Linked DNA regions of Mus musculus: region 2 is linked to region 1. The links are chromatin loops, found by intact Hi-C in ENCODE. Cell type or tissue: left cerebral cortex. All regions are shown on one strand. Links, peaks and the distances in the headings refer to the core of each region. The heading gives the core; the rest is flanking DNA. Region 1 overlaps Strn3 (striatin, calmodulin binding protein 3). Region 2 overlaps Scfd1 (Sec1 family domain containing 1).

Region 1 (16,144 bases), core at 4,058-12,057:
TTGAGATAAAGTCACACATATCCCAGGCCAACCTTGAACTGGGGGGTCCTGCTGACATTACAGGCATGAGAACCACACTGCCAGTGCCTGCTGCTTCAGTTTATAACTTATAATGAGTCGAATGCTGGTTTTCAGATTTTAAAAGCTTGAAATGAGGGAAGTAAATACAATCATGAGAGATGCAGTGATTCAACATCAAGGAAAAAGAAGACCACCCTAACATTAAAATACAATTAAAACTTAAAACATTGAGCCAAATTATTTTTCATAGATCACAAATGGAAACAGACAAAAATAAGACATTTTATTTCAACCTTTTAGTCTTTTCCTATGTTTACCATCACTGAAAATATATACTATTTGTAAAGTCCACTGTAAAAGACACAGATGTTTATGCACTGCAGTGATGAGCACATTAGTTAAATGACTATTCAATGGCTATTCAAAGACTTCCAGAACAGAACTAGCTTTGGGGGAATTTGTTAAAAAACAAAAAGAAACAGGGGCAGTTTTTTCACTTTTCAGCTCAGAAAACAGGAACCATTTAGTGTCTATCTGGCGTGCGCGTGCCCCTGCCTGCATGCAGACCAGAGCAGCCCGTTTTCTCCAGTGCTTTCCAGGGAGAGGGTAGGAGTTGAAAGGGTGTTCTCTCTGACCCAGGTCACCATCTAGGGCTAGGCTGGCTTGCCAGTGACCTCTCAGGATCCTTCTGCCTTTGCTTCACCTCAGCACTGGGGTTATATACATGAACAGTCACACCCTGCTTTTTCCTTATTCCCACTCACTAAACCACTGCCACAGGAACAACAATTACTTTTCACATTTTTGAAGTCTTAGTTTTGTTTTGCTTTTTGAATCACAACTAAGTCATTTGAAATTTCTCAATGTATAATTTTTAAAGCAGGAATCCAAATAGAATTTTGCATGTAAGTTCTGTAATTCAATTCCATTTACAATTTCTTTTAAGAAAGGGAGTACTAATATCATGAAGCGTTTTCTTTTATTTATTTATTTATCTATTTATTAATTATATGTAAGTACACTGTAGCTGTCCTCAGATACTCCAGAAAAGGGCGTCAGATTTCATTACGGATGGTTGTGAGCCACCATGTGGTTGCTGAGATTTGAACTCGGAACCTTCGGAAGAGCAGTCGGCGCTCTTAACCACGGAGCCATCTCGCCAGCCCAAAACGTTTTCTTTCAAATAGCTAACTTTTAACTTTATAAGTGCAACTTTCTACTAGTAAATGACACAGTTTATTCTTTGCTAATAAACATGTCTGTGGAAACAGGTATACCTAAACAAGACAACACTACTTTCTATTAAGTAAAACTCAGATTTTACAGTAATAAGATATCTAAGCAGATTACTGAAAATATTGCATCTGTGAAATCTGGGGGGTGAGGATGACAGTGGGTGCCATATTTTAATAGCTTAAAAGCTACCCCCTGGTGGTACAAAATTACTCTGAAAAGTATTCTTAATAGTGTTTCTGCTGTAACCTTACTAGAATCTCATTAAGTACAACAACGTATGAAAAGAATAGCATACCCAGCACTTGGGAGGCAGAGGCAGGCGGATTTCCGAGTTCAAGGCTAGCCTGGTCTACAGAGTGAGTTCCAGGACAGCCAGGGCTATACAGAGAAACCCTGTCTTGAAAAACCAAAAAGAATAGCATAAAAATGAAGGACTCCACTAAGAAAGCACCTTCATTTCCTAGTTTAATTGTGGAGAGTATTGCACTTTATTATTCAACACGAAATAATGTGGCCAAGAGCAACATACAGGTACACAATTTAATATTTATTATATGTATTTTATATACATTATTTTTCAACAGCTCTATGTTTGCTCTGGGGTACAATCTTAAAAATCTGCTGATTCATAGTCTGTAAAACAAAAACCTTACAAAACTCATCAAAACTCGCAAACTGATCAGAAAAGGCTTTTGGAAGACTAGAAAAAATACTTTATTGTCTTAATCATGCATTACACAAAGAAAATCTTCAGTTACACCATAAAAGTAAGCACATCTAAAAAGTAAAACAGGGAGACTGTGAGTCCAAATCCAGCAGACTTCTGTGTCCTGATTCAACTTTTTTTTAATATCTTATTTGTAATGGTAATAAAATATTCTCCAATTTTCTAACTAGTTCATTTGTTTTGGAATCATGGTAAATCAAGAATCTTGGGGAGAAACATCTTGGTTTGTAACTTAACTATAAAATATTCCATTTTTAGTCTATTTTAGACTTTTCAAAGAGTTCCAAAATAGATATACAGGTTCCTTTAGCACATTAATAAAAGGATATAAAGACCAACAAAAAGTAAAATAAATAATAGGCTATTAGCAAGATGGATAATCCTTGATAAATAAACTTGTAAATACAGTAAGATGTACAAAATATCACATAGTGATAGGATGTCAAGATTAGTTTTTAAAGAGTTCCTTTGGAGTACTAAACTCCACAGCTTTGTTTTAATACACTTAATAGTCCTTGGTTCATGAAGACATGTAGACAAAGGTGATTGGTTTATCATCTTTATGAAGGACTTAGCTGAGCTGTATTAGGTAAAAGGAGGAAAGAAAGTGGTTATAGGTGGCAGGTTAGTGAGATCTCTGTGTTTTAGGGTTGTATAATGCAGAAAAAACATCAATATGATCTTGAGCACTGTTGTGACAGGCTAAATATATAAAAAGACTTATAAAAACTAGAATTTTATCCAAACATTTTGTGCAACTAATGCTAAAATATTTTAAGTTAAATTTTCTTTTCTTTCTTTTTTCTTTTTTCTTTTTTTTTTTTTAAAGCAAAATAACTTTAAAAGGGAATCTGTGGCATTCACTGATGAACATAAGATCACTAAGAGATGAACAAAGCTACTCTTGGAGCTTGCTTCCCCACCAGAGCACCACATTCCTAACCCTAAGGCAGCACACAGAGTCCAACAAAAAGTCCTTCCCCCTAAGAGCAGACTCCACATTGGCTTAAACACCTTAAAAAACAAAAACAAAAACCGCTCAGTTCATATCCAGTATAGGGCACAGATACTGGAGTCCTTTTTCTTTCTGTCCCACAAAATACAGTTAATTACACTTAAACTAATAAACCTGACATTAGGATGTGATTCCCAATTTCTGCCTGCCCCAATCACCAGGCAGATCACATGTAGTGTCATGTCAGGAACCTTCATGATGGCAGTGATGCAGACCCCCTTTCTGACCAAGTAAATCTTTTTTTTCTAAGATGCGAGTCTATGTTGGTTCACACAAATACTTTGGCAAGAGCATCAGCTCCTGCACTGGCGATATATGCCTTTGATGGATGGAAAGCAACATCATAAATTGACTCATCCAATTTCTTCCTATGAGCTGTTATTTCTTGTACACATGTCTTACTGTCCAAATTCCATAGTCTAATGGAACAGTCATGGCCTGTAAAAGAAGGGGGGGGGGGGAAGCTTGTTACTAAGGAGCAATTCTTTTATAAAGTTTGTAGGGTGTACTGAAGTTCAAACTTACTTCCAGACATCAAATAGATTCCATTGGGATCTACTGCTAAACTTGTAACAGCATCCAAATGAGCTACCATAGAATGGATCATTTTACCTATAAAACATAGCAGAAGATTAATGCTGAGAGGCAACATAAAACAATCACCATCACAGTATTTTTTTTAAGTTTTGGAAAGTATTCACAACATACAAGTTAGTATTTAATTATTTGGGAGCACACAATTCACAGTGAGCAACCACTACTACTTCCGAGCCCATCACTGTGAAAGAAAATCTTGTTCCAAGTATATAATCTTTCCCCAATCCCTAGCAACAATGGCCCTCTCTAGAAACTGTCCAATTCTAGATGCTTTACACTAGATTCTGAATATGTGGCTTTTGTGTCTGGCTTCTTGCACATATTTTTCAAGATGCATCTACCATACTAATAGACTAAAGAAAATTTTTACCATTAGTTATTTTTAAAAGACTCTGCTCCTAAATGAAGCATTCCTCTACAGGTAGGGGCGGGGGAAAGGATGCTCACTGGAGTCAGAGCATAAACAGTAAGTAGGTTACATATCTGAGAAAAGTAAAAACTTGGAAGACTCAGGAAATCCTGCCCCACCTTTTTTTTTAATTAAATTTTAATTGACGTAAATGTGCTGTATGTGTGTCTACGTATGTGCCAGAAGTCATAGGTGTTGGCTTCCTGAAGCTGGAACTGCCTGATGTGGGTACTGAGACCGTTTCCATAAGAATAGTATGTGCTTCTTAGCCACTGAGCCATTTCTCCAGCCCTTAAGTTTTTTAGAAGCAGTAAACAACTCTTTTTAGAGATTTCTCGCATCTGCAAACCTACCTCCAAGTTGTGCAAGAGAGCTCCACCCTTACTCACACTGGGGTGGGCCTTTCCCTATTGCAGCTGGTTTTTGTTTTTAAATCTATTCTGTAAGTAGCTCTCACCGATGCATCCTCCTGTTAGCAAACCTCAGTAAGACCTTTACAGTTCACCAATTAGGACTGAGCTCCCACCCATCCAGACCCTTAGGTAGGAACCCCAGTTAAGACCTTTTTGGTTCACCAAGTAAGATTTAGACACAATCATATTTTGGTCTGTCCTGGGTTCCTTTCCTGGGTTGAATATTGTATAGTGTTTTACTATAAAATCCACTACACAATAAAGATTCACTTATTTGTGTGTGTGTGTGTGTGTGTGTGTGTGTGTGTGTGTGTGTGTGTGTTTGCAAGTTTAAATTTAAGGAAATTATCAAGAAGAAAAAAAAAAAAAACGGCAGACTGGGAAAAGATCTTCACTAACTTTACATCAGACAGAGGGATAATATCCAAACTATATAAAGGACTCATGAAGTTAGACTCTAACAAACCAAACAACCCAATTGAAAAATGGGGTACAGAGCTAAAACAGAGAATTCCCAACAGAGGAATCTCCAATGGTTAAGAAGCACTTAAAAGGAAATACAGAGAAAACTGACCCTGAAATTCCATCTTACACCCATCAGAATGGCTAAGATCAAAACCTCAAGCGACAGAACATGCTGGAGAAGATGTGGAGCAAGAGGAACACTTCTCCATTGTTGGTGGGAGTACAAACTGATAAAACCATTCTGTCAATCAATCCAGTGGTTTCTCAGAAAATTGTGGAAATAGTTCTACCTGGTTCTAATGATACCTAGTATTATTCCTGGGCACATACCCAAAAGATGTGCCACTATGTTCATAGCAACTTTGTTTGTAATACCCAGAAACTGCAAATAGCCTGAGTTATTTCCAATGTCCCTCAACCAAAGAATCAATACAGATAATGTGGTTCATGTATACAATGTAAAATACTATTCAGCTATTAAAAACAAGGGCCAGGAGAATACAAGGAAATATGCAGCTGACAGGGTGGGGAACATTTCTAGGACATGCCAGAGACCTGGGGGGAGGCTCCCAGAAGTCATAGGGGTTGACCTTAAACTCCTACATTGGGGTTATGGCTACCTCCTATAAACAGGGAGGACTCCCAGTGGAGGGATAAGGAGACCAACAATCCAAAAAACTTTCAACACAAAATTTGTCCTCTCTACTGTAGCTTGGATTCTCGTGCTATTTAGGTTTCCCCTAAACCTGTTTGCAGTGTTTACATGTGTAAGAAAGATGGACTCTGACCCCAGTTGGTTCTGATTAGTAAATAAAGTTGCCAGAGGGCAATGACTGGGCACAGAGGCAGGACGTCCTGGGCAAGGTTCCGAGGAGGAGGAAAGAGAGTTCTGCCATGCCTGGAGAAGTAAAACCAAGAGGCCACCCCTGAGAGATGCAGGACAGAGAACATAGCCATCATGTAGGTGCCAGGGAACGTAGCACGTCTAGGTCTGGAGCAGCCAAGATTGAGGATTTAGTAATAACCTGGGAATATTGGAGAGTGGATTAGACATGTGGAGGTTAGGGAGTGGTCCAGCCATTGAGCTGTTTAAGGCATATACAAATATAAAAGCTGTGTGAATGTGTCTTTCAATTGGGAACCCAGAACACGGGGGTGGGGGAGGGGGGCAGCGGGAAGCACTGTTTCCACCACAGGGATGGAACTGGACAGCGTTAATTGGATACAGCTACAGTCTACAAGAAATACAGGGACAGGGGATGGAGCAGAGACTGAGGGGATAGTCAACCAATAACTGGCCCATCTTGAGACCCATCCCATGGGAGCAAGCAGTAATCCCTGACAGACAGTATTAATGTATGCAGTATTATGCTTGCATAGTATGCTTGCTCCATCCAGCAGCTGACTAAAACAGACACCCACAGCCAAACATTGGATGGAGCTCAGGGACATTTATGGAAAAGCAGGGGGAAGGATTAAGGACCCAGAAGTGGACAGGAACAGCACAGGAAGTCCAACAGAATCAACTAACGAGCCCTTGGGAGCTCTCAGAGACTGAACCACCAACTAAAAGGCATCTGTATACATGGGCAGGACCTAGATCCCCTGCACAAATGTAACACATGTGCAGCTTGGTCTTCATGTGGTCCCCAACAACTAGAGTAGGGGCTGTCCCTAAAGTCGTTGCCTATTTGTGAAATTCATTCTCCTAACTGGGCTGCCTTGTATGGCCTTAGTGGAAGAGGGTGCGCCTAGCCCAGCAGAGACTTGATGTGCCAGGGTAGGTGGATACCCAAGGTGGGCCTCCACCCTCTCAGAGGAAAAGAGAAAGAGGAAAGGATAGGGGGAGAGGGACAGCGATCAGTATTAATAAATAAATGGAAAAAGATTAATCTTATGTGTATGTTTTGACTGCATATATGTATGTACTCCTGGTGTCTGCCAATGTCAGAAGAGGGAAGCCGGGGAACTAGTCTTACAGATGGTTGTGAGCTTCATGGGTGTTGGGAATCAAGCTCCGATCCTTTCCAAGAGGCTCAAGGACTCTTAGCCTCTGTGGCAACTCACCAAGTTGAAATTTAAAACAGGCTGTGGATATAGTGCAGTACAAAGTCTTTGAGGGAAAGAGTATCCTGCACTGGCAACATGTAATTTGAAGAAGAAAAAGCAACACCATAAATTGATTCATTCTGCAGTCATCAAGACCCAGAGAGGCACTTGACACCAAGAATAACAACATGGGATTGAGTTCAGGAAGGAAACCCAACTCTTGCAAGTTGTCTTCTTGCCTTTACACACATATACCCACATACACAAATATATATTTTAACAATTGGGCGGTGTACAACACTGCATGCCTTTAATCCCAGCACTTGGGAGGCAGAGGCAGATGGAACTCTGTGAGCTTGAGGATAGCCTGGTTAGCACAAACACTTCCAGGACAGACAAAGCTACACACAGAGAAACCGTGTCTTGGAAAAAAAAATTAAGTGAATGTTCTGTTATTCAGGTATCAGAAACTTCTAAAATTAATTTCTTAATGAATTTTGGGCTAAGTTTTTTATATGGATGCTAGAAACTTGACCTCAGATCCTCAAGATTGCAGAGTAAAAGCTATTACACACAGAGCCATCTCCCCACAGACTACTGCCCAATATCTTAATTTAATTAAGTCTTTTCCATATTATGTATAGTCACTTGAGACTGTGATTAATCCACCAGACAGACTATGAATAGAGGGATACAATGCTGGATCAAGTGAGATGCTGGTCCTCTAATGATGATCATAACATTTCAGACCTCTTCCGGTAACTATGATCCCATTTTCACTAATACATACTTGCAGTTTCTCTCATTTAACCAACTTTTTTATGGTTCCATTCTTTTAGTAACACCCTATTCCATTAAGATGAACAGATTCCTACTAAAATGTAGTTCAGTAATTCAGCACATTGACTATTATGTGCTAAGCACTGGGTTCATTTTCCAGCATCTGCCCCCTCCCCAACAAAATAAAAAGTTGACATATTGGGGCTGGAGAGATGGCTCAGCGGTCTTCCAGAGGTCCTGAGTTCAATCCTCAGCAACCACATGGTGGCTCACAACCATCTGTAATGGAATCCCATGCCCCTCTTCAGTGTGTCTGAATACAGCTACAGTGTACTCAGATACATTAAATAAATAATATTTTTTAAAAAGATGACACATGTCTTTTATAATAAATCTAGAGTTATTACAATTACAAATGAGCCAGAGTAAGTGCTGGCTCAGGGATCAAAGAACACTTCTTGCTCTTGTGGGTGACAACCTAGGTTTGGTTTCCAGTACCAACAGGCCAATTCCAGATGATCTGACAGCCTCTTTTGACCTCCACAGCCAAAATACCCATACACATAAAATAAATTTAATGTATAACTGAATATATGTAAATAAAATAGAACAACACTTCACAAAGAATAAACAATAAAACAACATTCTAAGAACCCTTTGTTTTGCTCTGTTCACCCAAAACCTATTGTATCAAGAATAGGGCAGATACTTAGACTAGAGCTGGCTCAGTGTTATTAAGGGCACTTATTTTTGTAGAGGACCCAGGTTTGGTTCGCAGCGCCTCCATGGTGGTTGAGAACCATTCGTAACAACAGTTACAAGAAATCCAATGGCTTCTTCTGAGGTCTCTGGTCACCAAATACACACGTGATACACATACGGCCAAGCAAACACTCATACATGTAAAATAACACTTTTTGGTTGGTTTGTTTGCTTTTCAAGACAAAAGGCCTTTGTGGGGTCCTGACTGTGCTGGAACTCATTCAGTTACAACCTCAGAGATCTACCTGCCCCTACCTCCCAAGAGCTAGGATTGAGGGTGTGCACCACCATTGCCCAGAATAAAATAAAATATTTTAAAAGGAAAGAAAATGTGGGCTAGAGAGATGGCTCAGTGGTTAAAAGCACTGACTGCTCTTCCAGAGGTCCTGAGTTCAATTCCCAGCAACCACAAGGTAGTTCACAACCATCTGTAATGGGAACTAATGCCCTCTTCTGGGGTGTCTGAATATAGCAACGGTGTACTCACATACATAAAATAAATAAGTTTAAAAATAAAAGAAAGGGGCTGGTGAGATGTCTCAGTGGGTAAGAGCACCCGACTGCTCTTCCGAAGGTCCGGAGTTCAAATCCCAGCAACCACATGGTGGCTCACAACCATCCGTAACAAGATCTGACTCCTTCTTCTGGTGTGTCTGAAGACAGCTACAGTGTACTTACATATAATAATAAATAAATCTTTAAAAAAAAAATAAAAAAATAAAAGAAAAAAAAATAAAAAGGAAAAAATATGGCAGACAAATGTTGTGGCACAAACAAGTTCCCAATCAATTTAGGCCCTTTCCTCCTCTAGTTTCTCCTCAGTTCTCACTCATATAATACCCTTTCCTAGAATCATACAGGCACAGTAGTGGGAACTCAAAATATTGTCTTTACCAAAATTTTATTATTTCTGCAGTACTGATGACTGGACTTAGGGCCCACACATGCCACTCTAGTTCTTGGACACACTAAGCTATCCTTCCAACACTTTTTTCTTTTATTACTTTGAGTTAAGGTATCATTCGTTTGACATAAGCTAGAGTCATCAGAGAGAGGGCCTCAGTTGAAGACATGCCTCCATGGGATCCAGCTAAAGGGCATTTTCTCCATTAGTGATCAATGGGGAATGGCCCAGCCCATTGTGGGTGGTACCTGGGCTGCTGGTCCTGTGTTCTATAAGAATGCAGAATGAGCAAACCAGGGAAAGCAAGCCAGTAAGCAGCACCCTCCATGGCCTCTGCATCAGGTCCTGCCTCTAGGTTCCAGCTCTGCTTGAGTTCCTGTACTGACTTCCTCCAATGACGATGGATTATGATCTGGAAATGTAAGCCAAACAAACCTTTTCCTTCCCAACATCCTTTTGGGTCATGGTGTTTTGTCACAGAATGTAAACCCTAAATAAGATACCAGGTAATTAATTATCAGCATCCAAAGTAAATTGACGTGTTAAAAATCAAATAATTTTTTGGGGAGAGACACTTTTACTTCATAGCCTCAGGCTAATATGGTCTTTTGAGGCATAATTTCTCAGGGTAGCCCAGGCTGTCCTGAAAATCTCTCTGTAGACTAGGCTAGTCTTGAACTCATAGAGATCTGCCTGATTCCAAAGTACTGGGATTAAAGGTGTGTGCCACCACAGACCAGCTTACTAAAAATTATAAATAAAAATAGTAACAAAACACCCACAGAACTGGAAGATGTCTGTAGAAAAGAAAAGTAGAAATTGAAGGGCTGGAGGAAGATAGCACTGTGTTTAAAAGCATGTAACTGAAGTTCAATTCCCAGCACTTGCATTAGGTGTCTCTTCTGGCATCCACATGCACAAACACACACACACACACACACACACACACACACACACACACACACACACTCAAAATTACAAATAAAATAAAACCTAAAAAATAAAACAACCAAAACAAAATATCCAGAACTTACTTTTTCTTAAAGTAAAAGCTTAACACTCTATGTAGCAGGACTTATTTTATGCATACATATAGTGCTCTCAGACAACAGTAAGCTCCCAGGAATGCAACATCTTTCCATGAAGATATCAAGTACATTATAAAATTCTAAATATATTTTTACAGTTAAAATTATTTATTCAAATATGGGGGGAGGGTGGGACAAGGTCCCCCTTTATATTCTGGAATGGCCTGGAACTCTCGGATCATTCTGCCTCAGCACCCTATGTGCAGGGATTAGAAGCCTGCACCACAGCACTTGCTCATTACTTATTGAAGCTATTTATAGTATTTTTTCAGATCTCTCTCTCTCTCTCTCTCTTTCTTTCTTTCTTTCTTTCTTTTAATTTAGAGACAGGGTTTCTCTGTGTCAGGCTGTCCGAGTTATGATCTGTAGACCAGGCTGACCTCAAATTCACAGAGACCCACCTGCCTCTGCCTCTTGAGTGCCAGCATTATAGGAGGCATGTTCCATCATACCTGACCGTATTTCAGATTTTTTAAAACAATTCCACCACAAATTTACCATACATTTTATAAAATGTTATTTTAGCTAATGAGAAACACCAGTTATGGGAATAGGCTATGTGACAATATTTAAATGAATAACCAATTGTCTCTGAAAACACAGTATATGGAGATATTTTAACTGTTTAATGTAGCGCTGTAACTAGATGTGCATGTGGTCTTAGAAGATTAATTTTCAAGAACTGTTTAATGCGTGGGGCCTATTGTACAAACAAGATTTTAGACTTGTAAACAGAAAGAATAAATTGGTAGAATTTAGAAACAATGTGTTGTTTGGTTGGTTTTAGGACTGGGTCTACTGTATCTCATACTAGCTTTGAATTGGCTATCTACTCAAGAATTATTTTAAAGTTTAATAAAATGTTTTTGAAATGTGTATGCATAATGCCTAGTATTTGCGCACCATGTGCATACAAGAGACCACAGGCGTCAGAGAGGCTACCCAATTCTCTAGAACTGAAGTTATAGACAGCTCTGACCCACCATGCACATGGGGGGACTACAACTCAGGTTCTCTGCAGGAGCACTAAGCGCACTTCAACACTGAGCCATCTCTCCAGCCTCTGATCTTCAGCTCTGATCCTCCCACCTCCACCTCCTCCTCAAGAGTGATGGGATGACAAGGATGAACCATTATGTTCAGTTTTTGTCATGCTGAGGACTGAATCCAGGGGTCTGTGCATGTTAAACTGACACATACCCACTAAACTACATCCTCAAAACCTGAACTCTATTTTTTTGGGGTATAAAATCTTATCAACTCACTAACTGATTTCTCCACCACCACCACCACCCCCCCCCCCACCCCATCCCAAGAAAAGAAAGGCTGCAGAGACACAGCTTGCTCACCTCCTGGGGTATTCTGACTTAGGCCCACATAGGCTCCTGCATTTGAATGCTTAGTTAGCAGACCCAATCAATCAATCTCCCTCCCTCCCCGCCTCTCTCTTAGTTAGTTGCCTTGGTCATGGTATCTCTGCACAGTAACAGTACTAACACATCCCCTTAAAAAAAAAAAAATAAAAAATCAAAGTTTCTCTCAAGAAAGTTTCTCAAAGTAGGAAAATAGGCCACTTTGTCAGACTTCCTGAAAGACGGTCTTTCTTTAAAAAAGACTTGGGGGGGGGGGCAATGCCTGCAAAGGGGAGTGGGTGTCAGAAGTATTGGCTCCTCTGAAGCTGGAGTTCCATGTTACATACTGTTGTGAACAGACCTATACTATATATAGAACAGACTTGGACTCTTCATAAGGGCACTACCAGCTTTAGCTACTGAATCTTCTCTTCAGCACCCAAAAGACAGTATCGTATGTAACATTTCACATGGTAACAGGAAAAGCAGTCCTTAAAAATAAATACACTGGACCAGTGCAGTGGCTCAGCAGGTAAGGCGTTTGATACACAAGCCTGACGGACTGAATTTGATGCATACGTCCTATAAAAATGAAGGCCAGAACACAAAGTCCTTCTATGACTTCCAGATTGACACCCATGCTTCCAATTACATAAATCATACACACAATAAATTTTTAGAAGTTAAAAACTGAAACACCAATGCACATGAAACAAGTTAAAAACTGTGTGTACATCTATGATTCAACTATAAGCTATTCAACAAATATACCTACTACACCAGCATTTGATCCACTCAGAAAGTTTTTAAGAACATACTTGAAATGCCAGTAAGTTATATATTTTTGGTGTATTAAAACATAATATGAAAAGTATTCAAATGAAAGAATGTATATCCAATGAAAATGGTATTAGTTAGGCAAAGAATTATATAAAGTCAAAAATGAAACTTGGGACATTTCAGAGTGCTATATTAAGTAAAGTAAAACTGAGTTGCAGCATTGGCTTAGCAGAGGAGTGCAGACCTGTGGGGGGTGATTAAGCACTTCATGAACCCCCAGCACCTCAGTAAAGTTTAACTTGATTACTTTATAAACCAAAAGACAACATGCTTTATATAAAAGAACGGTATTTTCAATAATCTCAAATCAACAGTCTTACCCGTTTTATTGTCAAAAAACTTGATGTGTCTGTCTTCATGAGCAGTTATTGTAACAGGAAGTGTAGGGTGACTTACTACTCTGTTAATGTGATTACTAGATTGTAAACCTGAAAAATGAAGGAACACGGTACTTTAAAATACAAACTACCCGGGTTAAAGCTATATTAATAACAGCTTAGTAGTCTGGTCTATGTCAGGACCTGGGCTGAATCTTTAGCACAAAACTGATCTATAATTCAAACCTTCAAGCAGAAAGTGAGTAACAGTTCTTTACTCTTATTGACTCTGAATCCCTGTTCAGAACCCTCAGATATTACATTTAAGAACCCACTTATCTTATCCAGACCTGGAGAAGGAAGACAGGGCTGAAAGGACACCAGGAAGGACAGTCACCATAACTTGGACTGAGTTTATAATTGTAGTGCTTGGTAGGATAAGGCAAGAATGAGTTCAAGGACAAAACAACCCTTTCGCCTCGAATATAACCCAAGATCTGGCCAAACATGCAAACATTTCACATAACTATGAAACAATCCATATTTTAAAAAGCAGTAAACTTAATCCAGTGAACTGGTGGTATAATCTCAAAAGAAAAATATTTCAAGTACCATAAAATGCAGTGGCTATGAGCACACGTCCACAGGGGAATATAAGCTAGGTACAGACTACAGTTGAGCTGCTGGAGGTGACAATTGACAGCTGTGTGAGACTCACAGGATGTATCAAATGAGAATGACAAGATGAGGATTCTGTGAGAACCAAGATAAATCTGAGTTTGAACCACAAGTCTTTTACATTAACAACAACAACAAAAACATGTTTCCTAAGTCTATTTATTTAAAAAAAAAAAAAAAAAAAGAGGCCAAACAGTGAACACTCCTGAAGCCAGAAAGACCAGAAGGGTGAGGCTGATAGGTTAGCAATGAGAATGTTGCCACTCCTATTAACACCAACCAGTTTTTTAGGGAAGTGGATGAACTCAGGCCTGAGTTACAAAGTGAGCCAGATGGGCTTACATTGTTTTGCTGTCCTGAGAAAGCAACAAAGATATCAGAACCATGTCAGAGACTTAGGAGCCAACCTGAATAATAAGCTCCCACTGGCTAAACTGGTATCATCCAAACAGTGTAGTGAAGGGAACACATTCAATGAACTGAAAAGCAAATACATTTTTATATAAAATTAAAAATATTTTGAGAACTGACAAAAGAAAATTTCTGGGTATTTTAGTTAAACAGGGAAAGAACAAGAAAAGCCAATTTTCCACAGTTAATGAAATGACAGATAAATTACAAAAAGATAAACAACAGATTGTGTGTGTATGGTATATGTGAGTTAAGAGGAGCCCTATAAAAATACCACCATAGGAACGCAATCAGCAAAACCTCCAATGGGAAACTTGATAAACTCCCAAAGCTCTTCAACTTAAAACGCAACTTGTAGGTAAACAGACTTAGACTTAACCAAAACTCCAGAATCTACGGATTCTTTAAAGACATAACATACATCTTATCTTGTGCAACTCTTGGAATGCTGTTTGTAGATAACTTCTGAAAATAGGTAATGACTCTATCAGGTTCCTAGCATTTTTTCTTCTTCTTGGAAACAGGGTTTCTCGATATAGGCCTGGCTGTCCTAGAACTCAATAGATAGATATATCTGGTTGACCTCAAACTCACAAAGACCTGCCAGCTTCTGCCACCTAAGTGGTGGGACTAAAGGTATGTGCCACTATGCTTGGCGCACATATATTTCCAGATCAAAATATTTCCTTTGCTTTCATTTTCAAGTTACATTTTTGTTTCTAGATACCTACTCTTTGAGAAAACAGTACAAATGATGTACAATGAGTATAACAAATTGTTTTCTAACTTCAATTCATAGTCATATGAAAATTAGCTAAAATACCATCCTCCTTCATGTAATAATAATCTTGTAAAAGAAATTTCAAAATTCAAAACTTACCAGAATCTACCTGTGAGGAAAGCATCACTAATGACTGTGATGTTTCTAAATCATAAATTACCGCACTACCAGTGTTGAAAGACGTAACCATATGGGCTGGATCACAGCCTATAAAATCAACTGATGTAGGTATTCCATGTTCTGTAAGGGGCCCAAAATAGATTCAGATATATTTACCTGTGTACATAAATTTTCATTCTCTCCCCCCCCCCACACTCATTCACTCACTCTAATAATAATGAAAAAGAAAGCAATGTGTTAGGGTAGGGTGGTAAGAAACCCGTCTCAGCTACGTAAAAAGTATGGAGTAATACATATTCTGTCATGCATTTTCTTTTAAGGTAAAGAAAAGAAACTAGTTCATTTCTTAATGAAAACCAACCAACCAAAAACAAAACAAACAGACAAAAAAAAATGCCCCCAAAACACCCCCATCTCCTAACCTGGCATTCCCCTATATCATTCTCTGGGGAGACTCTTGTCATATATGTAAGCCTTACCAAGAAGTTAATACAAGTCTACACGTCAAATTCTGAATCTATAAACACGAAGCCTGAGACTGGGCATGGTAGCAGATGACTTTAACCCTAGCACTAGGGAGGCAGTCTCAGTGAGTTTCTGTACAACCCAATCTATAAAGTTCTAGGTCAGACAGGCCACACAGTAAGACACAGTTAGGCAGGCAGGCAGGCATATTGGGGATGAGAGTATGAGCCCATAGACCCTGTAAGTAGTATCATTTGTCTACCTTAGTGTTTAATGCAAATATGTTTACATTAAAATTAGAACATATTCTGGAAAATGCCAAGAAACACTGAGATACGCTGTACACATCTGCAAGGCACTTCCAGTAAAACAGGATTAAGTAAAAAGATCATGGTGAGTTTTATAAAATTCTTTAAATATTTCTATTTGAATTAATAAAGAAATAATTACTTTGTCCTCTTCATTTTCCAGTTTTTAAAAGAAATCTTGGGACAGCAAGATGGCTCAACAGGTAGGTACAGGAGGCCCTTTAAATCAAGCCTGACAATCTGAGTCCCACCCCTATGATCCACATGGGTACGTACACACGGGTACACACACACACACACACACACACACACAGATACACGTGTATTTTTAAAATACATATAAATTATATATATTATATATATTAACTAGTGGCTTTTTGAGCACAGCAGTTAAGACTGCTTGCTT
Region 2 (16,144 bases), core at 3,115-11,114, 210 kb before region 1:
GTCATAAAAGCTTTCAATCATACTTCTGAGTAGAAAGGTCTGTGCATAGTAGTTTTTAAGGCAAATGCAAGAGCTTCCAGAAAACACTGAACTTAACGTGCATCATCTCTTCAAGTTTAACGTTTCACTGAATTATCTGTAGTTATTTCGGTTACATTGAATTTACTATCTTATACATGGTTTTATACTTTAGTCATAGATCTTTACAGAAAAGTAATTGCAATTTAGATTTTACACATACCTAAAACCTCTTGGTTAAGGTAACCCTCACAGATTAATAACCTCTATTAATAAATACTAATAAACTCTTTCACAAGTAGAAATAAAAGAGAAACCATTTGAACCATATATGGGGCTTAGATATATGAGGAAAATTCATACAAATTCTTGGGTTCCTCCCTTTTCAGATTTATTTATTCATTTTATATATGTGAATATACTGTAGCTGTACAGATGGTTGTGAGCCTTCATGTGGTTGTTGAGAATTGAATTTAAGGCCTCTGCTCACTCCGGTCAACCTAGCTCGCTCTGGTTGGCCCTGCTTGCTCCCATCAGCCCGCTTGCTCAGTCCTGCTCGCTCTGGCCCAAAGACTTATTTATTATTATACATAAGTACACTGTAGCTGTCTTCTGACGCACCAGAAGAGGGTTCAGATCTCATTACGAGTGGTTGTGAGCCACCATGTGTTTGCTGGGATTTGAACTCAGGACCTTCAGAAGAGCAGTCAGTGCTCTTACTGGCTGAGCCATCTCGCTGGCCCCAGGTTCCTTCCCCAATTTTACATCTTAACCCCAAACTTAGATCTTTGGTTTCTGACCCCTTATTTTCTATCTGTTATTTCTCTGTTGCTAGGTGTCTCCATTTTTTCAAGAGTCTTACCTCCATCTAGTTTTTGCCTGTGTTCTCACTACTCTCCAGTGGATTCGGGTGTTGGTTGGCTGATGGGCTGAGCCCAGGGCTGTGCTGGGTGAGCACTGAGTGCAGTGCTGCCTCTCCAGCCTTTGTGTTTGCTGTCCTCACTGCTGAGAGCACTGCAGGTGGATAACCTACAGTCACAAACAGACATGCTGCCCTCTGTCTGCCGTCCTATGCTCTCCTGCCTTTTACCTGTCCTTATGCCTATGGCATGCGTGAGAGTTGTCATTGTCCCTAGCAGAAGTCATAGTCATAGGAATAGTAGTAATTACACTTTAGCAGGAGATTAGACCAAAGATGTACAAAAATGATATTCAGTGTTTTCCTTACACATACTATGGCAGTAGGTAGAAAACAGTCTGATGATGTCATCGGTTTGTTGTTGTTGCTGTTGGTTTTCAGAGTCAGAGTCTTCCTGTGTAGCTTGAGCTCATCTTGAATGTCTGTCATTCCAAGCTGCTTCTGGCTGGGTTTGTAGTCTTGTAGCCCAGGTGGCTGTCTACGTCTGTGTATTTTCCCTTCTGCTGCTTTTGGTTGGGCATTCTTTTGAGGGACAGGATCTCATGTGTAGTGCAGCCTAGAGCTGGTCTTGAACGCTTTCAGTTTCTTATCTCAACTTTCCCAAGGCCTGGGGTTGTTATAACAAGCACACATAATGTAGGCCATCAGAAGAAGGCTTTTAAAGATTAATAGTATTGTACATTTTCACTTGAAAGTGAGTACACCTTCCTCTGGGAAGGCAAGCGCCGTGACCGCTGCACAAGCATGGTCGTTCATTATTAGCGTGCTTCACGCTTCTCTGTCTGACGGTTCAGCCTTTGATAAATCATTTACTGTATCATAAAGAAAGATATTAGGAGGTCCAGTGAGTTGATGTGATTGTGGAAAGAGGCATTTAGGAGTCTAACATTAGTGAAGGCTATGCTTGCTGGTACCGTTTAAGTTGGGTTTACAAAAGGATTACAGTCATTTACTGTTAAATTATTTTTTAAAGTAGTCGCAAACTGTTGTAGTCCTAAGCTCTTTTTATTCTTTCATTTTGAACCAAATAAAGTAAATGCTGTGACTAGAGGGGAAAGCTATCCTTTGAACTTCATGAGGAAGTCCGAATGCTGATGTAGTCCATCCCTGAAAATATTAGTCCCACTGATCAGCTCCATGTAAAAGGATTCCTCTTTGGCTGTCTATTGCTTAAGGAGAGGTGAATTTCCAACCCTTGTTTTCACTCTTGAGATGTTTAAGTCCTTTTGTGTCTAGCATGAAATCTATGCATCCTGACATCTGCCAAAGTATACGTTTTAGCTCAGAGCTGTGGTCATTGCTAACACTTATTGTTAAATAGGTGCTGTTCCCATCATCCGATGCTCAAGAGGAACGGCGGCAGAAATGGTGGCAGTGGTGAGTTTTGCCTCTGAGTACAAACACTGCTGTATGAGGTGCTCTCTCACAAGGACTCTGGCTACTCGGGTTGTACGTGCAGTACCTATGATAGGAGGCCGTCTTTGTGAATGTCTCTGCAGTAGAGTAAAATTGTCAGTTCCATGTGCTTGTCTCGATCTTCACTGCACTTTGTGGCATGCACTTTTACATATTTTATACTTACCTTCCCCCAAATTATTCCATATTCTTCTTTTTATTAGCAAGTGTTTATTAACAATACACATTTTAAATGTTCATGTTGAATTAAAGAGAATTTTCTTTAAAGATTAAAAAGGTGGGACCAGGCAGTGGTGGTGCACGCCTTTAATTCTAGCACTCGGGAGGCAGAGGCAGGCAGATTTCTGAGTTCGAGGCCAGCCTGGTCTACACAGTGAGTTCCAGGACAGCCAGGGCTACAGAGAAAACCTGTCTTCAAAAAACAAAAAAACACAACCAAAAAATATTAAAAGGGGGATTAGGAAAACCAAAGAATTACTTTAAAAAAAAATAAGTATCCATGGCGCAGAAAGACAGTGTAATGCACAGCTGTGTGGGCTCAGCTGCCCGAGTGAGCCCTGGTGGAGGCTGACGTCCTCGTCTGCTCCATCTCTGATCTGAGCGTGCTCTACTCGGCTCTTTCTTTATTCTCGCCCATCCAGATGAGCCTTCTTTATTTCAGTCATGCTTAAGAGAAGCTTAGTCACACTGAAAGTGTTCATTGCTGATACCGGGATGGAAACACGTTTTTAAAATTGATTTCCTTAATACAAGTTACAATGGTATTGAGATAAATAAAACCCTAAAATATTTAGGTTTTAGAATTACCACTTTGTAAAGAAAGTCCAGACTTCTTGATTATATAACTAAGACACATTGAGTCACCTACATAACGTTAATAAGAAAGTATTAACAGTTCATCTAAAATTTGATTTTCAGAAACTAGATAAAAAACTTCGGGAAAATCTAAGAGATGCAAGAAACAGCCTTTTCACCGGTGATCCACTTGGAACTGGCCAGTTCAGGTATTTATTTGCCTCTTGAGTACAAACATGAGCTAATGTAATTGAAAATAAAATAAGAGTTTTTGTTTTGTTTTCCTTGTATGATAAAAATACTTTATCGTGAGAGAAGTGTTTCTTACTTTTCGATCTGATATTAGAGTCAAGGTTTTGACTTAAGTGAAGCATACATAGACAGCATATAGAAATTACCTTCTTCTGGTAGAAATGTCTCTATGTTTCCATCTATTCAATGCTTTTCATTTGCATGGCTTTCAAGGTTCAAAGCAATTTCTTTTCAGCTATCAGTAATCTTCTTGGTGATAAATGGGAATGCGTTGTTCCCATTTTTACATTGAGATACTAATAACTCGCAGGCTATCTCTGTCATTTAGCATAAGCAAGTAATGCCAAAGATACTGACTGCTCAATTTCTATCAAGTAGGAATATGTTTTAAAAACATGAATAGTAGAGTGCATTTTGATTTTGTTTGTTTTCTTTTGTTTTTATTTCTTTTTGTTTTGTAGCCCTGGCTGTCCTAGAACTCGCTTTGTAGACCAGGCTGTCCTTGAGATTTGCCCACCTCTGCTTCCCACATGGTGGGATTAAAAGCATGTGCCAGTGCCACCTGGCCTGAATTTTGACTCTTAACAGAAGTAAAAACTATTGACATAAAGAAATAAACTCACCGAAATGTCTAAGAGTTATCAAGAGGAGAGAGTTTTGTAAAGTGACTTCTTACCTACAGTTTTGATTAATTAATAAAGCCCGTGGGGACAGAAATTATGTATAGAAATAACATTTACTTATTCATATACTCTAACTTTGAGGGCTTCTTAACTATGAACTGCTCCTGTCTGTGGAGCTCACGATGGATTTGTGTTTAGCTATTTGGCCATACCAACTCTCACATCATCGTATGCCCTCCTCTGCTTTCATTAATATTATTTCTCATTAAGGGGGAACCTCACTTCTCGCTGATTGGTTTTCAGACCTTACCTGGTAGTCTCCTTTTTACCATGCTGAATCGTGTACCCTAGGAACCAATAAAGGGGCACTGTTTTATTTAGTTGGATAAACTTTAAATTTTTGATCTCATCATAATAATATAACATTTTATCATAATTTATTGAATGTTTTTCAAGTTATTTTAATTAGCAATTTGTTGGATAGGTGTTAAATATGTTTAAATCCAGCCATAGACTAGTGGTTATCAACCATCTTGATTCCGCTGCCCACAGACATGCCATGTTTAATAGTCTTAACCAGGTGTATGCTTCTTGAATCTAGTGGTGTGTATTATAGCATATCTAGAAGCATCTTGTAGTGCTAAACTTACCATGCACAGGACAAACCATAATGAGCAAATTACATAGCCTCAGATGTTAGTAGTGCCACTATTACGTTAAGAAACCCTGCCATAAGCCATCTTCCTCCCTTTCCATGTACTCTGGGATAATAAAACTGCAGTGGAAGTGGTGTTATCACTGACATTTAGCCTTGAGTCAGTGACCTTTGCCTGTGGGGTAAAGAGGAACTAATGTGGTCCTTGCACAGGAGGAGACCTGTATAGCTAACGTGACCAGGTTACAAGCCTTGTGAAAGCAGTGTGCACTGCACAACAGGATGCCTCTAGAGGACACCACTAGCACTTGGAAACACCTGGCAGGCAGACTCTGTGCCTCCATGTTGCTCTTGACCTAATTGTGATGATGGAATCAAATAGTTCATGAAACGACATAGCCCCTGTCCACTAAGTGAGTGCTGTGACAAGTGTCTTCATTTTTTCATATCATAAGGGGATGGAGTTTTTTGATGCCCTCCTTACAAAGCTCCTTTTTGAATTTGTGTTTATATTTGTAGGAAAAATGTAATTTTAGAGTATGGAACTATGAAACATTTGGGTAAATTTATGTGATTCTACTGTTTTCCTCAAATTGGGCAATACCTATTCCTTTTTTGTTTTTTCAAAAAATCTGAACTTTATATCAGAGGAGCAATTTCTTTGACTATAAAAATTATTCTATAAATGTATTTCTATAGATCTCTTCCTTTAAGAAATTCTTTTGAAACTTAAAATCTAGTATTAAGTATTCATTCATGATCATAGCTGACTGTAGTAGAAATGTTGTTATACAGCTTTAATATCAGCTATTCATATCAAAATACACTGGACAGTACTAGGAAGTTTTGAATGTGTACATTGCTGTGACATTTATATAATGTTTTGGCATGCATTGCAGCTTCCAAAGGCCTTTATTAGTCCTTGTTGACAGAAACATTGACCTGGCAACGCCTTTACACCATACGTGGACATACCAAGCGCTGGTACACGATGTGCTGGTAAGAGAGTAAATATAGCACTTCTTATTGAACTGTGATAAATTCAGTAGTTATCTTAAGTTTAAACTAACAGAGTGGCTATAGGCACAAAGTTAAGAGGAATAAAACAGAAAAATATGGATAAAATACTAGCGATATAGGTGCTCGAGAAGTCTGTAGTTGTGAACTTATGATCTTTAAATAAAGGGTAATTAGCGGCATTATTGGCAGTTATGGGAAGGAAGCAATGAAGGAAATAAGCAGCCATATTTTTTTTCATGATAAGTAAGTAAAATTTAAAAATTGAAATCATTTCCCTTAGAGAGCAAAACTAATTTCTTCCTTTTCTCTAGGATTCAGATAAACTTCATTTAATTGTAAAAAAGGAACAGTATTTTACTGTTATCTAATGTTTTCTGAAGTAGTTTTAATTACGTGCTTAAAAATATGTCTGTCTATGTTCATACTCATAAGCTACCTGTTTACTTTGTAATGTGTGGAAATAAAGCACAGCCCAACCTGCAAAGGCAATGAAAAGAAAGCATATGCCACAGTCATTTCTTTAAAAACAACAGTGACGTCACAGTAGTCTCCATTTTATAGACAGAAAAACTGACAAGCAAGAGAATTTCCCAAGCATAGTGGCTCATTTTAGTAATCCCAACACGCTGGAAGCTGTAGCAGGAAGATAACCCTGAGACTCTGGAAGCTGTAGCAGGAAGATAACCCTGAGACTCTGGAAGCTGTAGCAGGAAGATAACCCTGAGACTCTGGAAGCTGTAGCAGGAAGATAACCCTGAGACTCTGGAAGCTGTAGCAGGAAGATAACCCTGAGACTCTGGAAGCTGTAGCAGGAAGATATCCCTGAGACTCTGGAAGCTGTAGCAGGAAGATAACCCTGAGACTCTGGAAGCTGTAGCAGGAAGATAACCCTGAGACTCTGGAAGCTGTAGCAGGAAGATATCCCTGAGACTCTGGAAGCTGTAGCAGGAAGATAACCCTGAGACTCTGGAAGCTGTAGCAGGAAGATATCCCTGAGACTCTGGAAGCTGTAGCAGGAAGATAACCCTGAGGTTCTGGAAGCTGTAGCAGGAAGATAACCCTGAGGTTCTGGAAGCTGTAGCAGGAAGATAACCCTGAGACTCTGGAAGCTGTAGCAGGAAGATAACCCTGAGGTTCTCTTAGCTCAGGTGAGACCCTGCCTGAGAGAGAGTTCAAAGACTCTGAACCCAGAACCCTGACTCTGAAACAAGCATTCTAGTTGATTGACTTCTAGGACTACAATATCATTACAAAGATTATATACAGTGTCATATGAGAAGGAAATAGGCAGATCACAGCAGATAACTATTTAACAGTGCATCTTTTTAAAGCCAAGATGTTTTAAAGCATTTACTTAAGTAAATCACATTCAGGGCTGCTGGAAGAAACTGTTAATTCCACTGCATACATAGAATCCTATGCTAGGACTCTAAGAAGAATGTCAAGGAAATACGAGTGAATATCCTCTCAGTACAGAAGCAAAAGGAACCAAAGAGAGCCCCAGAAATAAGCCTGAAAGCAGAACTGTAGAATGAATGAATGGATAGTTTGAACCTAGGCTTTAGCAACGATAAAAAGACACAAGTACTGCTGTCTCCCTGAAGCTGCTTTCTAGGAAGAAGAGACAGGCAATATACAAAGGAAACAAAGCCTTCAGAAGGTTAAAAAAAAAAAAAAAAAGCACTCTACAGTAAAATGCTGATGACCAGGACTGAGATTTTAAAACCAGAGAGACCTCACTTGTAAAATGCAGCCAACTGGGGACAGAATACTCTAGGTAGAAAGGTTTGGGTGTGTTTAAAGAATGTAAGGGTAGCACACTAGCCACAGTGAGGTAGCATGGGAGTCAGGGAGAAGGAAGCAAGGTTACATAGGACATAGGAAGCAATATAGTACAGTACATGGGCTCATGTCACGTGTCATAACAGATTGAAATGAGTTTAAGGCAGAATGCGAAGAAAAAAAAACTTTCTTTTTTTTTCCTGCCTAGAGAGTTAGGAAAGGAGAGTGATTGCTGGAAGGATAATGTGAGGTCCAGAAAAATGAGAGAAATTACCACATTTTTGTGAACCAATGGTAATGACCAAGAAAACATTTAATGATGTAGGAGATAAGACTGCCCAGCAGGGAGCAACAGTGAGTCATATGAGACCGTAGCTTTAACATTTGGACCATTCTTTGTTGTGCGGGCCTCATGGACATTCTAAGATAATTTGTCAACATCCTTGACCTTGATCAATCCTCAAATGTTCTTTCCACCACACCGAATGTATGCTGGGGAAAAGAGGTAGAACGGGGTAATATTTGCCTCTGATGGAGAACAGTTATTAGTTACTGCCTACTGAAGTGAGTTTCAGCACTGGTATAGGTTTAGGGAGGAGGGGTAAGCCAGTTTGGAGATAGCAAAAAAGAAGACAGTCCCAGGTCCAGAGCTGTGTGAAGGTAAAAGAAAATGATCTCATGTGGAAAGAGGTAGCCCTTTGGAGTTCAATTAGGGAACAATACCCACAGATGTTTAGAGAGATACTCAAACTGGCTTTTCTCAATGACTGAGTTTCAGAGATTTTAACAGCAGGATTTTCAGACCTGGGTTCAAATGGGAGATGAGATCTGGTGGCTGGGGAGAAACATACAGAGTGGGCATGTTGAGCATCTCAGAGGCCTCGAGTCATGCTTTGTCAGTAGCCCTCCAGCTGTGCTGAGGGACCCTGGGGTCTAAGGGTCTGAGTAAAAGCATGCCACTTAGGGACCATCTCTCCTGTCTGTGCTGGTGTGGGAGCTATCCAGAGCACTGAGATATCTTGGGGTCCTCCCTCCTCTTCTCTTCTCTTCTCTTCTCTTCTCTTCTCTTCTCTTCTCTTCTCTTCTCTTCTCTTCTCTTCTCTTCTGCCTGCCTGCCTGCCTGCCTGCCTGCCTGCCTGCCTTTCTTTCTTTCTTTCTTTCTTTCTTTCTTTCTTTCTTTCTTTCTTTCTTTCTTTCTCTCTTTCTTTCTGAGACAGTTTTTCTTGTAGTCCTGACTGTCACCTCTGCTTAAAGGCATGTGCCACCACCACTGGGCTAGGATCCTTTCTAATTGCTACATTAAAAGCATTATTGGGCTCCTTGACTCTCTTAGATGTGGGACATTGAAATATAAAATCCTGTACATATGGGAAGAAAGACATAGAAAATCTTTTATGTATAGGAAGGAAGGCATATATGTACATAATTTCAACAGAAAAGATTAATGCACCGGGCGTGGTGGTGCATGCCTTTAATCCCAGCACTCGGAAGGCAGAGGCAGGCATGTTTCTGAGTTCGAGACCAGCTTGGTCTACAAAGTGAGGTCCAGGACAGCCAGGGCTATACAGAGAAACCCTGTCTCCAAAAAAAAAAAAAAAAAAAAAAAAAAAAGAAAGAAAGAAAGAAAAGAAAAGATTAATGCTGAGTCCTGGTCAGAAAACGACCATAAAACTGACCAAGGCTCACATGGGCCTCTTGCAATGAGATCAGAGTGAGGAATGGAAGTTTTCATGCTGCTCAGTAGACTCACTCATCACCCACTCGGTCAAGTTAGAACACACTCTGTGTTGTTATTTAAGTACTGAAAGCTTAGGACAAAGCAAACCTGGTGGCTCCCAAAGTCACTTTAGAGCTAGAGGCAGAGAGGAGTGAGTGAAGGCTAAGGTATTTTTCCTTTGATTCATCTTCATATGACAGTTTTCAGCCTCACAGAGGCTGGTTATAATAAACCCACAAGCTCTGGTGATCTTCTTCTGCTAGTTTTAATGTAGTTTTTAAAATTTTTATTTGTTGTTGAGTTTTTTGAGACAGGTTCTCATATCATAGCCAAGGCTGATCTGGGACTCGCCTCACTGCGGCCCTCCTGCCCTTACTGCAGATTATAACTGTGCCATTATTTATTTTTTAAGCTCAAGGATGGTTTTATTAATTTAAAAGGAAAACCTCTGGGGATTGTGGCTGTAAAGCTTGACGGTGTGCAGAGGAGAGCTGAGGAGAGGAGAGGAGGAGAGCCCCGCCCTGAGAGTTAAGCTGCTGTGCCCCAGCCATGATGGGAGCCCAGGGACCAGCAAAAGCTCCCCTGGGACCTGCTAGTGTCTGAAGGGAGGCAGCAAAGGAAGAAACGGCACAACAGAGAAGGATAAGGGAGACCCAATGGAACCTAACAGAGCTGTAGGGACCCTTACTTACTGATTGTTTTTTTAAGCTACTTACTTTGGAATTTGCAGTTCTTAGAAGTCTTCATAATTAATACCCTTTGTCCCCACAAGATGGAGTAAAACGTCTACTTTAGTAACAAGGTTGATGTTTGAATTTTTTTTTTTTAAATATCATTTATGTTGGCCTGAAACATCTAAACCATTGATAATTATTTCTGTATTAGATCTTGGAAACAACTATGATAATTGAGACAGCTTTTCTGTTTGTCAAAATGGTTAGTTTTTAAATTTAAATGGAAAATATACTCTTCAGACAAAAAAACTTTGCAACATCCTTCTCCGTTTTTGAGAATATAAGAACCAGTAAATGATTAGACAGTGAGGGGCTTTCAGTGTGCCTCAGCCTTGGGCGGGCAGATGTGGCTGTCCACCAGGCGAGAGCGCTTGCCCTTGCTCAGCAGTGCACAGGTTTCAGCTTGGCAGCTTTTCTCTCACTGAGCTCTGTCCTCCAACGCTCAGGAGTCTCCTGTACCTTTCACACACCAGAACTGATGGTAACTCCTGTGCTGTGTCCCTTCACATCCTAATTGCTTCGTGACCATTTTCTATCCATCTTTTGAGACCTGGTCTTCCTTTGTAGCCCTGCTAGAGCACTCACAGCAGTCCTCCTGCCTCAGCCTCCAAAGTGCTGGGATTCCAGGCTTGAGCCGTCATGCTTATCTCATTGTACCCTTTGTGGTGGTTTTCTGGGTTCATTTCCTCTCCCCACTTGTCACTGTTGACCAAAGTTTTGTGGTTCTAAAGCAGTACTTTATAATCAGTGTATTATCATCTGCCAATGTAAATTTGGATTTTTTTTCTTGTAGTCACACTAAAAAGATAAAAAGGAGCAGATGAAATTTATCTTAATAATATTTAATAATCTAATAATGTGAATTTTAGCTCAACACACAATCAATTTATAACATTAATATTTTATATTCCTCCTTCATAAATATGACTATATTAATTCATAGTGTTTTTATAATTAGATCCATAGCATAGATTCTATCCAGTTCACAGATCTTAGGGTTGTAAAGAACTCTCTAAATAAAAGTGAGCAAGCTTTTTAGAAACATTGCTGACAGAGGATTCCTTGGGTTCTGAACTAAAATAAAATAGATCATGCTTAGCAGTCTAATCAACATTCACACCGTAGTTGGATTAAAACCTCTTCATTCCGGTGGTGTCTGCTCCTTGTTCCGTCTGAATGGTCGGGGAGCTCTGTTCATATCCACACAGAGATGCAGGATGATGAGGCCATCTCAGTTCTTACACTCAGATCACTCTGGCAAAGCAAAACAGTGTGGGCTACATTTCATTTAAGACACATTTCAAATAAAAGCAGAATCAAAATATGTGGTTGTGGGTAGTTAGAATGGGTGAGACCTTGGCTTCCCTTCCTAGTACCACAGTCCTCTCATGGTGCCCCATAGCAATCGTCCAGCTTCCCTGATTTCTGCCTAAGATCCTCCCACCTGTAGTAGAAGCAGCCTGTGGTCACTGTGCCCGAGATCTCACATAGCTGCTTGGCTTTTCTCCCTCGCAAGCATGGCGAACTCTTTGTCCTCTCCTCTCCTTGTCAGCCTGCTTGCAGGGACCTGGAAGGCCTACCTATTGCTTCTGCCTAGCGACTGGCCTGTGGCATCTTCACTGCTAGATAAAAAAACAATTAGGGAAAAGGGCCTTAGTATCAGGACCACCCCTACATGCCAACTTGTGGGCTCTTACCAAGCTCTGTAGGTAGCATGCTTCTTGAGATAGAAGATTGCTAAATATTTATGCATAATTGAGTTCTCAGAAATAGAGTGCAGGGCCTTAGCTGCACTGTTTCATGACTGTTGTTAAAGGCATTGTCTCTCTAGGTCACATAGCTGCAGCTGCCTCTGGGGTATTCGCAACTGTGCAAATGTGCAAACTGCCTTTTACTTAGAACTTAGTGTCTAAAACTTACCTTCATTGGAATTAGTTTTGGGAAAGACCTTTGAAGATCTTTTTAAGATAATGTTTTAATTTGTCAGAAAATCAGTGAAAGCTGTTGTAGATGTTGCCATTTGACTAAAAACCTGATATGTTTGCCTGTTGATTCGTTTTATGGAAGGCATCTCTTCTCTTTTTACTGCCTTTGGAAAAAAATGAAGAAACTTAGTCTTTTGTTTTGTTTTGTTTTGTTTTGTTTGTTTGTTTGACATGGTTTCTCTATGTAGTCCTGGCTGTCCTGGAACTCACTCTGTAGACCAGGCTGGCCTCAAACTCAGAAATCCACCTGCCTCTGCTGGGATTAAAGGTGTGCACCTCCACGGCCTGGTGAAACTTAGTCTTTATTTAACTAATAAACCTTATTTGAAAGAAATAATTATGATTTGCAGGACAATCATTTGCCAACTCTGGATGCAAATTATCGCACTTTTCCCTGTCTCCTTTCTCACTGATGGTCCTGCAGACCCCACACTACTTAACTCTCAGATGAGCTTTGCTCTAGAAGAGTTGAGCTCAGGGCCATGCATTTCTTCAGTCCTGAATGGGCAGGGCCAGGATAGAAGCAGATCCTTGAGAGACTAGAGAACTCGTACGTGGTACCTTGCGTACCTGTGTTGTGTCTCCTTCCATCATTACCCAGAAGTTTGTGTTTTCACTTCCTGTGTGTATTTCCTTATCATTGGTTAATATAAGGATCATTTAGTGGGAGCTGCTGTCATCAGTATGAAAACTTTGGTTATTGACACTTTACTTTTGGCTCCTGAGTACATATTCAATAAACTAGCTGTTCAGTGATTACCATAACAGCACTTGAAATTAAAAAGGTTGCAAATTCTTGCCCAAATGAGAATTATTTCTATTCTGCTTTGCTTTGTCACGTATGAATATACATACATCTTAGCTGAGCCTAAGTAGGTGTCATCTGCTGTTCCAGTAGCGTTCACTCACATGAGCTGCCTTTGGCTGTCCAGATAGATTTGCCTTAGCTTGTGGGAGGAGAACAAGATTGCTGAAGGCACTGGTTTTAGCGCTTCCCTGTGGGCTTCATTTCTATCTGGTCATTTGAGGCCCCATTGTTCATCCTTTCCCATCTGTCAGTGGCAACAGTGTAACTTCTGTTGTGTTATAAACCATTTGTGTTGTTTTTTATGGGTGTCCGAGTGTTGTTTCTTTTATATGATTGAACAGAGCACAAATTGCTCTAGCTTCCCAGTTTTTGAGATCAAAATTAACTTTTTTATTTGCTTTGCTATTATATAGACAGTGGGAATGGTCTTTCTGCTATTATGTTATTTCTCAGTACTCCTGGCACCTTTCATTCCTTGATTATTTTGTGTTTTGAGTACTCTTGTCAATACTTAGTAATAATATGCTGTCCTGTTTTTACAGCAGCAGGTTCCTAACAAGTGACTTGTATTTGAAGGAGCTGTGTCAACACCATGGAAATCACTAGAAATCCGTTAGTAAAGCTTAGCAGTTTAAAGATGCTTCCCGTCTATGCCTTTTGTTTTCCTAGGTAACTTTTAAAAGCCAGGCTTCTCAGATACAACTCTCAGTGTCTGTTCACTGTTTAAAGTGCTTTCATGATTGTGCTATTTTTTATTTTACTCCTATATGGGTGGCTTTTGTGCAAAGTGAAGATTAGATATTAAAATGGGATATTTTGAGAAGTAGCTAAACCAGTCACTAGTCACCTGTCACCAGTCACTAGTCACTTGAACTGTGATGCAGAGTTTTAAGAAATATATTAGAGGTTAAATATAAGTTTATTTCTTTTTTTTGAGACAGGATTTCTATGTATAGCCCTAGCTATTCTAGAACTCAGAAACTAGGCTAGCCTTGAACTCAAAGAAATCCTGAGTGCTAGGATTACTTGGCCAACAGTTTATTCGTCTTTGTCACACTGGACATTTATTGTCGCTCTCACTAGCCTTTATCTATACTAAAGAATTTGATTCTGAGTAGCTGCGCAGTATGGTAAAGTTAGCACAATACTTGTGTACAGCGCCGCCAAAGAAACACAATCTCATCCTGTTTCTGCTACTTTCTATAGATCCTTGGGCACCGAAGTCAACTCTTTATGGTTTGCTCGTTTCTTCTTTGAAATGCAAGTTGTATTAATTTTTCTAACTGTTATGATAAAGATAACTAATGGATGCAGTCCCAAGAATAGCACCTTCTCCACACAAGCAAGCTCTTCTATGATAATGGACTTCATGTAGCAGTAAGAGAAGGCTGCTTCATTGATTCTGTAATTCATTTTGAGAGAAAGTAGGCATGTTTCTCTAGTCTAGCAGTTTAGGCATCTGTATATTTTACACATTTTTTTAATATTAGAAAGGAAATGATGCTTCAATAAACTGTGGTAAAGGATCAGTTTTATAAAAGTGAGAAAGCACAGAGCGGAGAGAGTGAGGAGGCTGCGCCTGGCTCCCGCTCTCACAGCCATTGCAGTACATTGAGCTCCATAGAGACAGCGCCAGGGCAAGCGCAAGCCGGACGGGCACTGGGCGACTCTGTGCCTCGCGGAGGAAAATCAACTAAACATGGGCAAAGGAGATCCTAAGAAGCCAAGAGGCAAAATGTCCTCAAATGCATTCTTTGTGCAAACCTGCCGGGAGGAGCACAAGAAAAAGCACCCGGATGCTTCTGTCAACTTCTCAGAGTTCTCCAAGAAGTGCTCAGAGAGGTGGAAGACCATGTCTGCTAAAGAAAAGGGGAGATTCGAAGATATGGCAAAGGCTGACAAGGCTCGTTATGAAAGAGAAATGAAAACCTACATCCCCCCCCCCCAAAGGGGAGACCAAAAAGAAGTTCAAGGACCCCAATGCACCCAAGAGGCCTCCTTCGGCCTTCTTCTTGTTCTGTTCTGAGTACCACCCCAAAATCAAAGGCGAGCATCCTGGCTTCTCCATTGGTGATATTGCAAAGAAACTAGGAGAGATGTGGAACAACCCTGCAGCAGATGACAAGCAGCCCTATGAGAAGAAGGCTGCCAAGCTGAAGGAGAAGTATGAGAAGGATATTGCTGCCTACAGAGCTAAAGGAAAACCTGATGCAGCGAAAAAGGGGGTGGTCAAGGCTGAAAAGAGCAAGAAAAAGAAGGAGGAGGAAGATGATGAGGATGAGGAAGAGGAGGAAGATGAAGATGATGAAGAAGATGATGAATAAGTTGGTTCTAGCGCAGTTTTTTTTTTCTTGTCTATAAAGCATTTAACCCCCCTGTACACAACTCACTCCTTTTAAAGAAAAAAATTGAAATGTAAGGCTGTGCAAGATTTGTTTTTAAACTGTACAGTGTCTTTTTTTGTATAGTTAACACACTACCGAATGTGCCTTTAGATAGCCCTGTCCTGGTGGTATTTTCAATAGCCACTAACCTTGCCTGGTACAGTCTGGGGGTTGTAAATTGGCATGGAAATTTAAAGCAGGTTCTTGTTGGTGCACAGCACAAATTAGTTATATATGGGGACAGTAGTTTGGTTTTTTGTTTTTGTTTTTTTTCTTTTGGTTTTATTCTTGGGTTTTATTTTTTTCATCTTCAGTTGTCTCTGATACAGCTTATACGAAGATAATTGTTGTTCTGTTAACTGAATACCACTCTGTAATTGCAAAAAAAAAAAAATTGCGGCTGTTTTGTTGACATTCTGAATGCTTCTAAGTAAATACAATTTTTTTTATTAGTATTGTTGTCCTTTTCATAGGTCTGAAAGTTTTCTTCTCGAGGGGAAGCTAGTCTTTTGCTTTGCCCATTTTGGGTCACATGGATTATTAGTGTGTTATCTTTCATCTAGTTAGTTGGAAGAGAGCTTTTATCCACACGCCCTGCCATTGTGGTAGGGTAACAATTTTCATCCATAGTTGAAGAATCTCCTAAATCGTGATAGTTGGATAAGAGATATTATATAACCTACTTGGCAAAGCAAGGAGTGGTCAAGTCTGTCACACCGTGGGACTATTAGGATCAAGCAATCTGAACGTCTGTCCTTGAAGGACTGATGGAAAAGTACCTTCTAATCCTTACACGAGGACTCTCCTTTAACTGCCATTACTGTGTAATGGCAGTTATATTTTGCAGTTTCCCCTACTAAAGAAGACCTGAGAGTGTATCCCCAAAAGTGTGAGCTTAAAATACAAGACTGCTGTACTATTTGTTGACCTTAGTCCCAGCGAAGGCTATCACAAGAACGCTGGCTGTAACGCCTTTGCCCTTCTATCTAAATACGGATTGCTCAGGAAACTTGACTGTTTAAAGGTATTTTTAATT

The links. Peaks named below come from ENCODE experiments on the same cell type or tissue, not always from the same donor. Only the 100,000 strongest peaks of a DNase experiment are listed, where the experiment ranks them.
Region 2: it touches region 1 in a loop (2.8-fold over the local background); 15 of 42 quality-filtered maps call a loop at or near these places.

Annotation. Positions count from the first base shown.
Region 1 is chr12:51,606,836-51,622,979 of GRCm38, forward strand. It overlaps Strn3 (striatin, calmodulin binding protein 3), which reads right to left. Exons shown (of 18, transcript NM_052973.2): 15 at 14,945-15,085; 16 at 12,979-13,086; 17 at 3,525-3,611; 18 at 1,706-3,437. The coding sequence ends at 3,268. Among named protein-coding and RNA genes, the nearest start is that of Coch, 22 kb to the left of the region's middle. In left cerebral cortex, for the core only: a CTCF peak has its summit at 8,926 (motif pointing left); no DNase peak of the experiment used is centred there.
Region 2 is chr12:51,394,422-51,410,565 of GRCm38, forward strand. It overlaps Scfd1 (Sec1 family domain containing 1), which reads left to right. Exons shown (of 25, transcript NM_029825.3): 8 at 2,259-2,314; 9 at 3,272-3,357; 10 at 5,578-5,677. Gm40422 (a long non-coding RNA gene) reads right to left here. Exons shown (of 6, transcript XR_872746.2): 2 at 11,052-11,185; 3 at 4,334-4,370. It also overlaps the pseudogene Gm6147. Among named protein-coding and RNA genes, the nearest start is that of Gm40422, 8.7 kb to the right of the region's middle. In left cerebral cortex, for the core only: CTCF peaks have their summits at 7,814 (motif pointing right) and 9,970 (motif pointing right); a DNase peak (open chromatin) is centred at 7,824.